2 separate regions of the Homo sapiens genome follow, and region 2 is linked to region 1. Evidence: read pairs that join two places in POLR2A ChIA-PET (ENCODE). Cell type or tissue: PC-3. All regions are shown on one strand. Each heading gives the region's core, and the rest is flanking DNA. Links, peaks and the distances in the headings are about the cores only. Region 1 has its middle 22 kb from the start of LINC02324. Region 2 overlaps FUT8 (fucosyltransferase 8).

Region 1 (5,386 bases), core at 179-5,178:
TTTTTTTTTTTAAACGAAGTCTCGCTCTATTGCCAGGCTGGAGTGCAGTGGCACAATCTTGGCTCACTGCAACCTCTGCCTGCCAGGTTCAAGCAATTCTCCTGCCTCAGCCTCCCAAGTAGCTGGGACCACAGGTAAGCGCCACCATGCCCGGCTACTTTTTTTGTATTTTTAGTAGAGATGGGTTTTCACCATGTTGGCCAGGATGGTCTCAATCTCTTGACCTCGTGATCCGCCCCCCTCAGCCTCCCAAAGTGCTGGGATTACAGGTGTGAGCCACCGTGCCCCGCCCCAAACTGCTTTTCAAAGTGGTCTATGACCATTCCAGTTGCTCTACATCCTCATCAACATTTGGTGTCACAGGTAGCTTAATTTTTAGCTGTTCTATGGATGTGTATTTTCCTGCTAGCTAGTGATGTTGAGCATTTGTTCAATTTGTATTTTCCTGCTAGCTAGTGATGTTGAGCATTTGTTCATGTGCTTATCAGTTATTGTTATATCTTCCTTTGTAAAGTGTCTGCCCACTTTTTAAAAATGGGTTGCTTTTCTTATTATTAAGTTGTAGGAATGCTATTTTATTAATAACATTATTTGTTTTGTAGATACTCCCTCCCAGTCTGAGAATTGCCTATTATTCATTTTCTTAAGGGTACAGACATTTCTAATTTTGAAAATGTCTGATTTTTTTGTCTTTTGTAGTTATTGTTGTCTGTAACCTAAGAAAAAATTTGCCTACTCCAAGGTTGTGAAGATATTCTCCTGTTTTCTTCTAGAAGCTTTATCACTTAATAACTAACTTTGTCATTTCACACTATACACAAACATTAATTTGAGATGAAGGTAAGGTGCTCCAATTTGAAAGAACATTAGCCCAGATGAAAAGGTTTTATATGTGTAAGAGGGAAGTAGAACCTGAGGCTTGCAGTCAAGTGAGGCCAAATGGTGGAGGGCCTTGAATCCCAAGCTGAAGACTGAGGACTTCTTTCCATGGACAATGGAGAGATGATGAAGAGTTTCACAAGAGAGTCATAAATTAACAGCTGGGGAGAAAAGGTGAATGCTTGGGAGACTCGGTGATGGTGACTTAACTTCTCCCATCTGTGTACTTTGAGATGTGAACCGCATGTTTTTGAGCTCACTTCCTGCCCTGATTTTCTGTGATTCTTCCTTCCCAAAAGGGGGCACTGAGGCAGGAGCTACAATAGTCTTTCAAACTGTTAGGGCCAGGGCAGAGACTGCCAAATGCTTAGTCCTCGGTTTTGACCTAACCAGTGGGTCAGATTGCTAGGGATGGGGTGGGCATCAAATGTCTTATTGCCTGTGAAGTAGAGGTTTGGGGAAAGTAGAGAACAAGTACCTCCTGCTCTCCCATGCATAACCCATAGAGAAATAACAATTTCCCCGGAATTTCGAGTCCATACCTCCACCTCTCTGCTGGTGTGCCAAGCCTGTCCAGCTTCTTTCCTGTCACAAAAGAGAAGGGTCCCTCCACATTTTAGGGCTAACTCATCCACCACACATTTGATCTCATCTCCCTCTGGCTTCTCTGTTTCTTCTTCCTCCAACCATTTTTTCTTTTTTTTTCGAGATGGAGTTTCACTCTTGTTGCCCAGGCTGGAGTGCAATGATGTGATCTCGGCTCATTGAAACCTCCACCTCCCGAATTCAAGTGATTCTCCTGCTTCAGCCTCCCAAGTAGCAGGGATTACAGGCACCGGCCACCACGCCCAGCTAATTTTTGTATTTTTAGTAGAGATAGGGCTTCACCATGTTGGCCAGGCTGGTCTGGAACTCCTGACCTCGGGTGATCCACCCGCCTCAGCCTCCCAAAGTGGTGGGATTACAGGCGTGAGCCACTGTGCCCGGCCTCTTCCTCCAACATTTCAAACCCTCCCTCTCCTGCCCCATGTCCAAGCCTAGCTGCACTTCTTTTAAAAATCCTGAATTAAGCTCAGATGACCCTTAGCACTCCCTCTACTCCTGCTTTCCCCTTCCAGAATTCTCTCCAGTTATATATAACTGCTGACTTCACTCCTCACATATCTGCTCATTTCTCAGATCCTGACAGTAGAGGGTCCAACCTCTATCACTTTCCAGAAACTTCAGATATTATGAATAATCCCCAACTGACCAGCCCTATGCCTCATCAGTCCTCATGTTCTTCGCTCCATGATACTGGGCCTGTGTTGCCTTCCCTGTCTCTGGATGGACCCCTCTTTCCCATTGACTCCCGTTTCACTGCTCTGCTACTGCTTTTCCTTACTCCATAGCCATTCCCCATCATTGCTTGGTGGCCTCAAGGAAAGTCTGGAGGACACCAGATAGAAACACCCCAACTTCTCACCTGCAAACCTGGAAATTCATCGTAACCGGCATTTCATTTTTCTGGTTAAAATGGAACTTGTCTCTTTACTGACTTGAGCCCATTCCTCCATCTTGAAGGAAATCTCATCTCCTCCCATCTCCTCACCTCTCTCTAACAATTATCCTGTCATCTTGTTGAGTCTTTAATCTCCTCTCTGCTGTTCTTTCTCAAAATCATGAAAAAATCCATAAGTCTCCATCTCTTAAAAAAAATACTCTTGTTTTCACTGCCTTTTATACCTAATTCACAGTCAAACTTCCTGAAAGGGTCATGTATACTTCTTATCTCCCCTTACACCCTTCCTTGTCACTCCTCTGTCCTCTGAAAACAGTCTCCTCAAGATTACTAATGACCTCCGTGTTGTCCAAATCTCTTGGACTTTTGTTGCCCCTTTGAGTTACTCTCAACAGCTTTGACATTATTCACCACTTCCTGCCTCTCCTCGCCCAGCTCCTCCTCCTGCCCTGACTGCTTCCTCTCTGTGTCCCTGACATGCCCCTCTCTCTCCCTCTCTCTTTTCTCTCCCTCTCTCTCCTCCCTGTCTCTCTCTCTCCCTCCTTCTGTCTCTCTTTCTCCTGTGCAGCAGTGACACTCCCTGTGCTCCTTGGCTTTCTGGCTTGGGCCTTCTTCTTCCCTCACTTTCCCCGAGTGATCTCATCCACTCCTTCACTCCACAAATATTTACTGAGCACACACCACGAATCAGGCAAGGTTCTAAGCCCTGAGGTATCACAATGAAGAAGACAAAGTCCCGGATGTTATAGAGTTCACATTTACCAAGGTGTCAATTCTGTCTGGATGCCCGTGACACCGAGCTGTCTCCAGCCCAGATCTTTCTCTCCTGTCTGCTTAACACCTCTACTTGGACATCCCACAAAAAACGGGACTTGTCCAGAGGTAAAGTTTTCATCCTTACTGCCTTCCGGACCAGCTTATCTTCCTATCTCGATTACCCAAACCAGGAGCTGCTCTTTGCATTCATTTGTCATCTTTGATTCTTCACTTTCATTCTCCCCTTCAATCCAGCCTGTAACGAAGTCCTGTCAATTCTACCTCCCAATCCTCCTAAATGCCTCTAGAATCCATCCACTGCTCTTTACGCCCAACACTATTACTCTGACTTAGAGCCATATCCCCTCTTCCCTGGTTCCCACCAGGTGACCCTCTGGTCTTATTCTCTCCCATGCCACACCCTTCAATACATTGTCCGCACTGCAGTCGGAGTCATTGTCTAATGTACCTACAGAACTGATCTCACGACCTCCCTGCTTAAAATTCTTCATTGCCTTTAAAATTAAAGCCAAACCTCTTATCATGGCCCCTGCCTACTTCTCAGTCCTCTCCCCCACCACCCACCTCACTCTCACACACTTTACTGTGTGTGTCTCCTGACACACACAGTAAACTTTTTTTTTCAGTGCCCTGGATGTGCCACATTCCCTCACAACTCCGAACCTTGAAAGTGCTGTTCCTTCAGCTTGGAAGTCTTCCTCACTCCTGACCCGCACCACCTCACCTGGCTAACTCCTATTTACATCAGGCTCAGCTCAGAGGTAACCTCTAGAGCACTTTCCATTAAGGCTGTCGTCTGTGGCAATTGCCCTCCTATGTACTTCCATGTCATCTTGTATTATCCACTCTATTATGATCATCTGATTTCACTGTTTATTTTCTGCGTTCCTCTTCCATGAGACTGTATGCCACAGGAAGGCAGGAACAAAGTCCACATCACTCATACTGTGTCATTGTGTTTCCAGTCTTCAGAAAATACCAATCAAGAAATAACTGTCAAAAATGAATAGTTTCTTGCCTCCCTCCTCCTGCCCTCTAAGTGCAGACATTGCTTAAGATTCATGTTTTCCAGCTTTGCTCGATTTCCTTCTTTATATTTCATGGATTCCTATTACTTCAGTGATTGGATATGTGTGAAGAAATCTCCAATCTACCCCCAAGCTAGATAGCTCTCAGCTCCCAGACTGCATTTCCAATCTCATGCTAGACATTCATGCTTGTAGGTTTTTCCATCATCTCAGATAAAAGATATAAAACATTAAAAGCATGCAAAGGATATATGTGTAAGGATGTGCAATGCAACATTGTCTATAATATAGAAAAATTGGAAACAATCCAAATGCCCATCAAAAGAGAATTGGGTAAATAAACTGTGTACCACTGTGCAGACTAGAAAGATTTATATATTGATGTGAAAAGATGTCCATGATATACCGTTCAGTAAAAAAGCAGCTTCATCTGTGTAAATACATACAGTGCTCTTTTGAATAATTTTCCCTTCCTTTGATCCCAAAGTCAATGATACTCATTTGTATGTTGAACAATGAATTTTATAATGCACACTTCAAATGAATGTATAAGGGAATTGAAAAAAGTACTAGGTATTATCTATTAAGAGACTCCTGTTAACCACACACACAAAAACAGGTTTCAGAACTATAGAGTTTAATTTTATTCAATCATTCAACATGCATTTATTAAGCACCTATTATGTGCCAGTTTCTGTTCCAGGTACTGGGGATATGCAGAGAGCAAGGCAAAGTCCTTGCTCTCACAGTTTTCTTTTTTTTTTTTTTTGAGACAGAGTTTCGCTCTTGTCGCCCAGGCTGGAGTGCAGTGACACGATCTCGGCTCACTGCAACTTCTGCCTCCCGGTTTTAAGCAATTCTCCTGCCTCAGCCTCCCGAGTAGCTGGGACTACAGGCGTGCACCACCATGCCCAGCTAATTTTTTGTATTTTTAGTAGAGACGGGGTTTCACCATGTTGGCCAAGCTGGTCACGAACTCCTGGCCCCAAGTGGTCCACCCGCCTCAGGCTCCCAAAGTGCTGGGATTACAGGCGTGAGCCACTGCACCCGGCTGCTCTCACAGTTTTCTAAATAGACAGTAAGCAAATAAATAGACAGAATTAAATGTCACGTAATGATACGTGGTATGAAGAAACTGAATTATGAGGTGTGCTATTCTGCTTAGGATGCTTAGAGAGGGGCTTTCCAAAATAGTGACAGT
Region 2 (5,386 bases), core at 176-5,175, 400 kb before region 1:
AGACACATACATTTAGGTCCTCAGTAAACCTAAGGAAATTCTCCAATGTCCACATTACTTTCTATTCACACTAGTAGCAATATTTTCCTAATGTCTGATCTGCTAAAACTGAAATTTTCCTGACAACATTTACTTAGATCATAAATATATTTTGAATCTTCCAGGATACCTCTACTATATATGGAACAAAATTTAAGAGCAACTATTACTCATTTCCTATAAGCTGGAAAGAAGATGTCCCATAGGTGTAATGGACAGGTTAGGATGTGTTTAATACTTCAACTGTAAAATGTCAGGCTTTCTACCCATACCTCTGATTATCAGTTTTAATCTACTTAGCACATAATTCTACATTCTATCACTATTAAGTTCAAGTTTTTATAACCCAGAGAAAGAAAAATCACCTCTCATACTATCATTAAAGACAAAGATAAGTACAAACCTCTCTAAGTCTCAATTTACTCTCCTGCATATTGAACATTACAACACCTGCATCATAAGAGTTACTTTGCATAATACTAAGCATACAGAAAGTGCTCAGAAATGGCAGCTTACAAATGTTCTTCAACCTCACAGCTTCCTTTAATGTACTTTAACATACTAGAGGAACAAGAAGAAACACCTGCTCCCTATCACAACCAAAGGACTTTAATAAGACCTTGAGTGATCTGGGTATTTTATCATCTATCAAATACAACTGACCTAAGCCTTGAGCCTAGTATAACATCACTGTAATGACTAGAATGTCACAATTTTCTATAGAAAAGAAATCAGTGCGAACCTTTCACAGAGAAGTTTTTCAAGTGATACAAGCTATGCAAATCACATACATCACTCCTGTTAAATTACTTATCACAATTGGTATTTTAGGTTTAGATAGGTCAAATTTATGATACATGAATTTGCATAATCCAAGTACACAAACATCCAAATACTTTTTTAGACAACCTACCACAGAACAATATTTAATGTGTGAGAATTATCATGTTCATTTTTCAGGGTCAGAGCTTATCCATATGTTTTAATCAATTGCACAGAGATGTATTTGTATGCATTTATGACTTATCAATGAGCCATATCTACAACTTACTTGATGTTAGATTCTCATTTGGTAATCTACCCTTAGCTAGGCAATTAGAGGGGAGGGATAGAGGAAGAGGAGGCAGTGAAGGTTACTGAACAGAGACCAAAAAAAAAAAAGTCATTGGAAAGGCTGCTCAGTTATGGTCTGCCATAACCAACACTCACACCTAGGGTATGGCTGACTTACACAAAGGTTCTTGGCAGTTAGTAAACAAGCAGTTGATACACAATTGTAGGCTGGTCAATCTGAGAAAGTGCTGCAGGCTCTAAGGAGAGATGGAAAGTGAGTCCTAGTCAGAGGTTAGCACTTTTTAATGGAAAGCTGCTGTTCTAGTATTAAATTAAAACAAAATTTTAACTAGAGGCAATCTGGACATTCTCTGTTATATCTTTGTATTAGAGACAGAACTCAATCTTAAAGGGTCAGCATCTATTACCTTTCATCTAATTTTGCAATATAGCTTTCTCTATTTCAGGTTTCTTAATGTTGGTTTTCTCAAGTAATCTCCTATCTTGGGAGCAGGACTGAGAACCCCTTAGGAACTTGAGGTGCCCTCCTAGTTCAATGGGAAGAGCTTCCTTAGGAGATTTGCTGAAATGTAAGCTTAAGGGACCCTTGCTTGCACGGTTCCCTTCAAAGGCCCTGGGAGAGGCTTGTGCTATGTTACCTGGATGTGTTTTTGTAAAATTTCACCATCATGAGTTAAATGAGTTAAGTTAAATAAGTTAAGATATCTGTCTCTCAGGATTCGGTGCCATCTCAGTTTTCCAGCGTCGGTATTAGTGTTGGGTAGCAAATAAAGTGGCCATCTGCATTTCTGGGATCCTGTGATGGAGAAATTAAGCTGAGAACTATTTAGTTTGGATTTAGAGATATATTTATGTAGTTCACAGTTGCTTTTGTGCAGAGATATTTTTGTCACATAAATAGATACAGGGTGAGAGATTGCACTGTGATATGAATGTGTCCCATGGTTCCTAGCATGGTAAGTACAAGGTAATAACAGAAATGAAGGAGGCATTTCTCAATGATGCCTAGTCAAAATAGAAGTTCTCTTCTGTCACTAATAGTCTTGAAAATGTAGTGTAGACAATTAAAAATGTAGCACAAGCAATTATATGAACCATTTTTTCCTTTTCTGATGAGAATCACATAAAATAAAATTATCTGAAATCCTGTCTAAACGGCACAAGCTTACAGCAGTACTACAAATATGAAGTATGTATGTATGTGAAGTTTCAAATGTTATGTACCACAAATATCAATAATTTAAAAACAACATTTTAAATCAACCATGCTAGAGAAAAAAATCTTTTCAGATTTTCCATTCTCTTTATAGACAATATTAATATTACAAAGTCATTCTCAATTCTCTTTACAGAAAACATTACAAATCACTGTCATACAATCAAAGGGTATGCAGCTAAGAAATGTAAGGGAAAACAGTATTATAGAGAGCATCAAGCAGTTAATTAAAAATTATTTTTCTGGGGTTTAGTATTTGTGGCATTTGTCAGCTTTATACAATTGTAACTTGTTAGGAGTTCTTTTTTCATCCTGGAGTCAATCCTCACTATTCACAGATTCCATGTGAATTTACCAACTAGAATTTATTTGTAACACCCAAATCAATACTTGTGGTGCTTTCACGGTCATTCATGCACACGTGCAATGAAAATTTTGAGTACTCCAAGGCACGTAATTTCAGCCAAGGTGGCTTTTTGCCTTCTTGTTTCAAATCTCTTACTATAAACAAATGTCCTTTCTGCAGTATATTTAGCTGTTTTTCTCATTTTTGTGCTTTTTTTCCAGTGATTTCACTGTTGAAAATGGCCCCCAAACATAGTAGTGAAGTGCTGTCCAGTGTCCCTAAGGGCAAGAAAGCTGTGTGTGCTTTACAGAGAAAGTATGTATGTCAGATAAGCTTTGTTCACATATGAGTTATCCATGTTAATAAATCAACAATATACATTAAATAAGGTTTCTTGAAATAGAAACACACATAAAACAAGGTTATATATGTTAATCAGTTGATGAAAATGTTGATCTCACAGGAACCTAACTCTGTATTTCCCCTAGGAATAGTGGTTCACTATTGCTAATTCAGTATTAAAGAATATAATTGGCCGGGCGCGGTGGCTCACACCTGTAATCCCAGCACTTTGGGAGGCCGAGGCAGGCGGATCACGAGGTCAGGAGATCGAGACCATCCTGGCTAACACGGTGAAACCCCGTCTCTACTAAAAAATACAAAAAAATTAGCTGGGCATGGTGATGGGCGCCTGCAGAACCAGCCACTCGGGAGGCTGAGGCAGGAGAATGGCGTGAACCCGGGAGGCGGTGGTGGGCGCCTGTAGTCCCAGCTAGTCGGGAGGCTGAGGCAGGATAATGGCATGAACCTGGGAGGTGGAGCTTGCAGTGAGCGGAGATCACACCACTACACTCCAGCCTGGGTGACAGAGTGAGACTCCGTCTCAAAAAAAAAAATATATATATATAACATGAATAATGACAGCCAATTGTAAACATTTAATATTTTGTATTCCTTTTCATAAAGACAGCACCAGAAGTTGAATAGGTTTCAGGTGACTCCCCCAAACCTGAATCTGCCTCTGCTCAAGAGCCTACGTATTCCCTTCATAGGCGTCTTGCTACTCCCTAATTCTTGCTTCGCTGGAACTCATACCACTATTATGGAAGAAGAAATTCCATCTTGAGTCTTGGTAGTTACAATCAGAACTTCCATTATTACTCTATTTCTATGTGGAAACCAGACCTGCTTTAAGATTTGGAAAATTGTTTCTAGAACTGTATTGTGACTTAGATCAGAGTCGAACTATAGCGAAACCTGCCATTTCTTGAAAAAAATGAGGCATATTTCTAGAAAGAGAAAATTACTTTCGAAATAACTTTAAAACAAGTACATATTGGGCTGATATACCTAAATTAAAGAAATTTGAATTTAAGTTCAACGTATATTCAAGAAAGTTAAAAGGATAAAACCTCTACTGGGTGTTGCTACTCTCAAGGATTAAATGAGTTAAGGAATAGCATCTAGAATGGAATCTGGTGTGTGTGTGTGTGTGTGTGTGTGTGTGTGTGTGTGTGTGTGTGTGTGTATTTTTTTTTTAAAGACGGAGTCTCGCTCTGTCGCCCAGGCTGCAGTGCAGTGGCATGATCTCTGCTCACTGCAAGCTCCGCCTCCCAGGTTCACGCCATTCTCCTGCCTCAGCCTCCTGAGTAGCTGAGACTACAGGTGCCCGCCACCACGCCCGGCTAATCTTTTGTATTTTTAGTAGAGACAGGGTTTCACCATGTTAGCCAGGATGGTCTCGATCTCCTGACCTCGTGACCCGCCTGCCTCGGCCTCCCAAAGTGCTGGGATTACAGGCGTGAGCCACCACGCTGGGCCAGAATCTGTCAATTTTATTTCCAGGTCACAGATGTTAATGACCTAAATATGTATTCCCTTTTATACCCTCAATAAGGAATGATGTTGTGAAAGCCTTTTATTATTGATAATTAAGAGAATTTGAATATATAAAAATATGTAAACTGAAAAATGTCAAAATGCTGTCAGCTTAGTGAGTGTACTCTCAGGAATTAAAAAAATTCCTTCATTACCATTAGGAATCTCAAAATATTTTAAAACTCTTGCTAAGAAAACCTAAAAGCTGAAATTTGGACTTTGGTAAGGATTTTAGTTTTAAATGAAGGAGGAATTAATTTGTGGCTTACTGTAAGTTATCCTAATAGTAAACTGTACTATTTAATTAAGATTAATGACTCAAAGAGACTACTGCCAACTAGAATCCATATTGGAAATGAAGAAGTAAGTGTATCTATATGTAGATGACATGATACTTTATGTAGAAACTCTGATGAAATCTACAAAAAAGCACCAGGTGAGTTTGACAAACTGGCAAGATGCAAGATCAATATATAAAAAATCAATTGTATTTCTATGTGCTAGCAACACACAGACAAGTTGATTCTAAAATTTAAATGAAAATGCAAAGAACATATAATGAACAAAATTTCAAAAAAAGAACGATAAATCACACTACCCAGTTGTAACACTTACTACAAAGCTAGTAACCAAGACAGTGTGGTACTAACAGAAAGACAGACACACATGACACACATGTATGGTCAATTGATTTTTTTTTTTTTTTTTTTTTTGAGACGGAGTCTCACTCTGTCACCCAGGCTGGAGTGCAGTGACACCATCTTGGCTCACTGCAGCCTCCGCCTCCTGGGTTCAAGAGATTCTCCTGCCTCAGCCTCCCAAGTAGCTGGGAT

The links. Peaks named below come from ENCODE experiments on the same cell type or tissue, not always from the same donor. Only the 100,000 strongest peaks of a DNase experiment are listed, where the experiment ranks them.
Region 2: POLR2A ChIA-PET joins it to region 1 with 6 read pairs; 2 of 35 experiments call an interaction of 5 or more read pairs at or near these places.

Annotation. Positions count from the first base shown.
Region 1 is chr14:65,241,597-65,246,982 of GRCh38, reverse strand. No RefSeq gene overlaps it. Among named protein-coding and RNA genes, the nearest start is that of LINC02324, 22 kb to the right of the region's middle. In PC-3, for the core only: no CTCF peak of the experiment used is centred there; DNase peaks (open chromatin) are centred at 2,962 and 4,052; H3K4me3 peaks cover 802 bases; H3K27ac peaks cover 3,002 bases.
Region 2 is chr14:65,642,483-65,647,868 of GRCh38, reverse strand. All of the region lies in intron 6 of FUT8 (fucosyltransferase 8), which reads right to left. Among named protein-coding and RNA genes, the nearest start is that of MIR625, 170 kb to the right of the region's middle. In PC-3, for the core only: no CTCF peak of the experiment used is centred there; no DNase peak of the experiment used is centred there.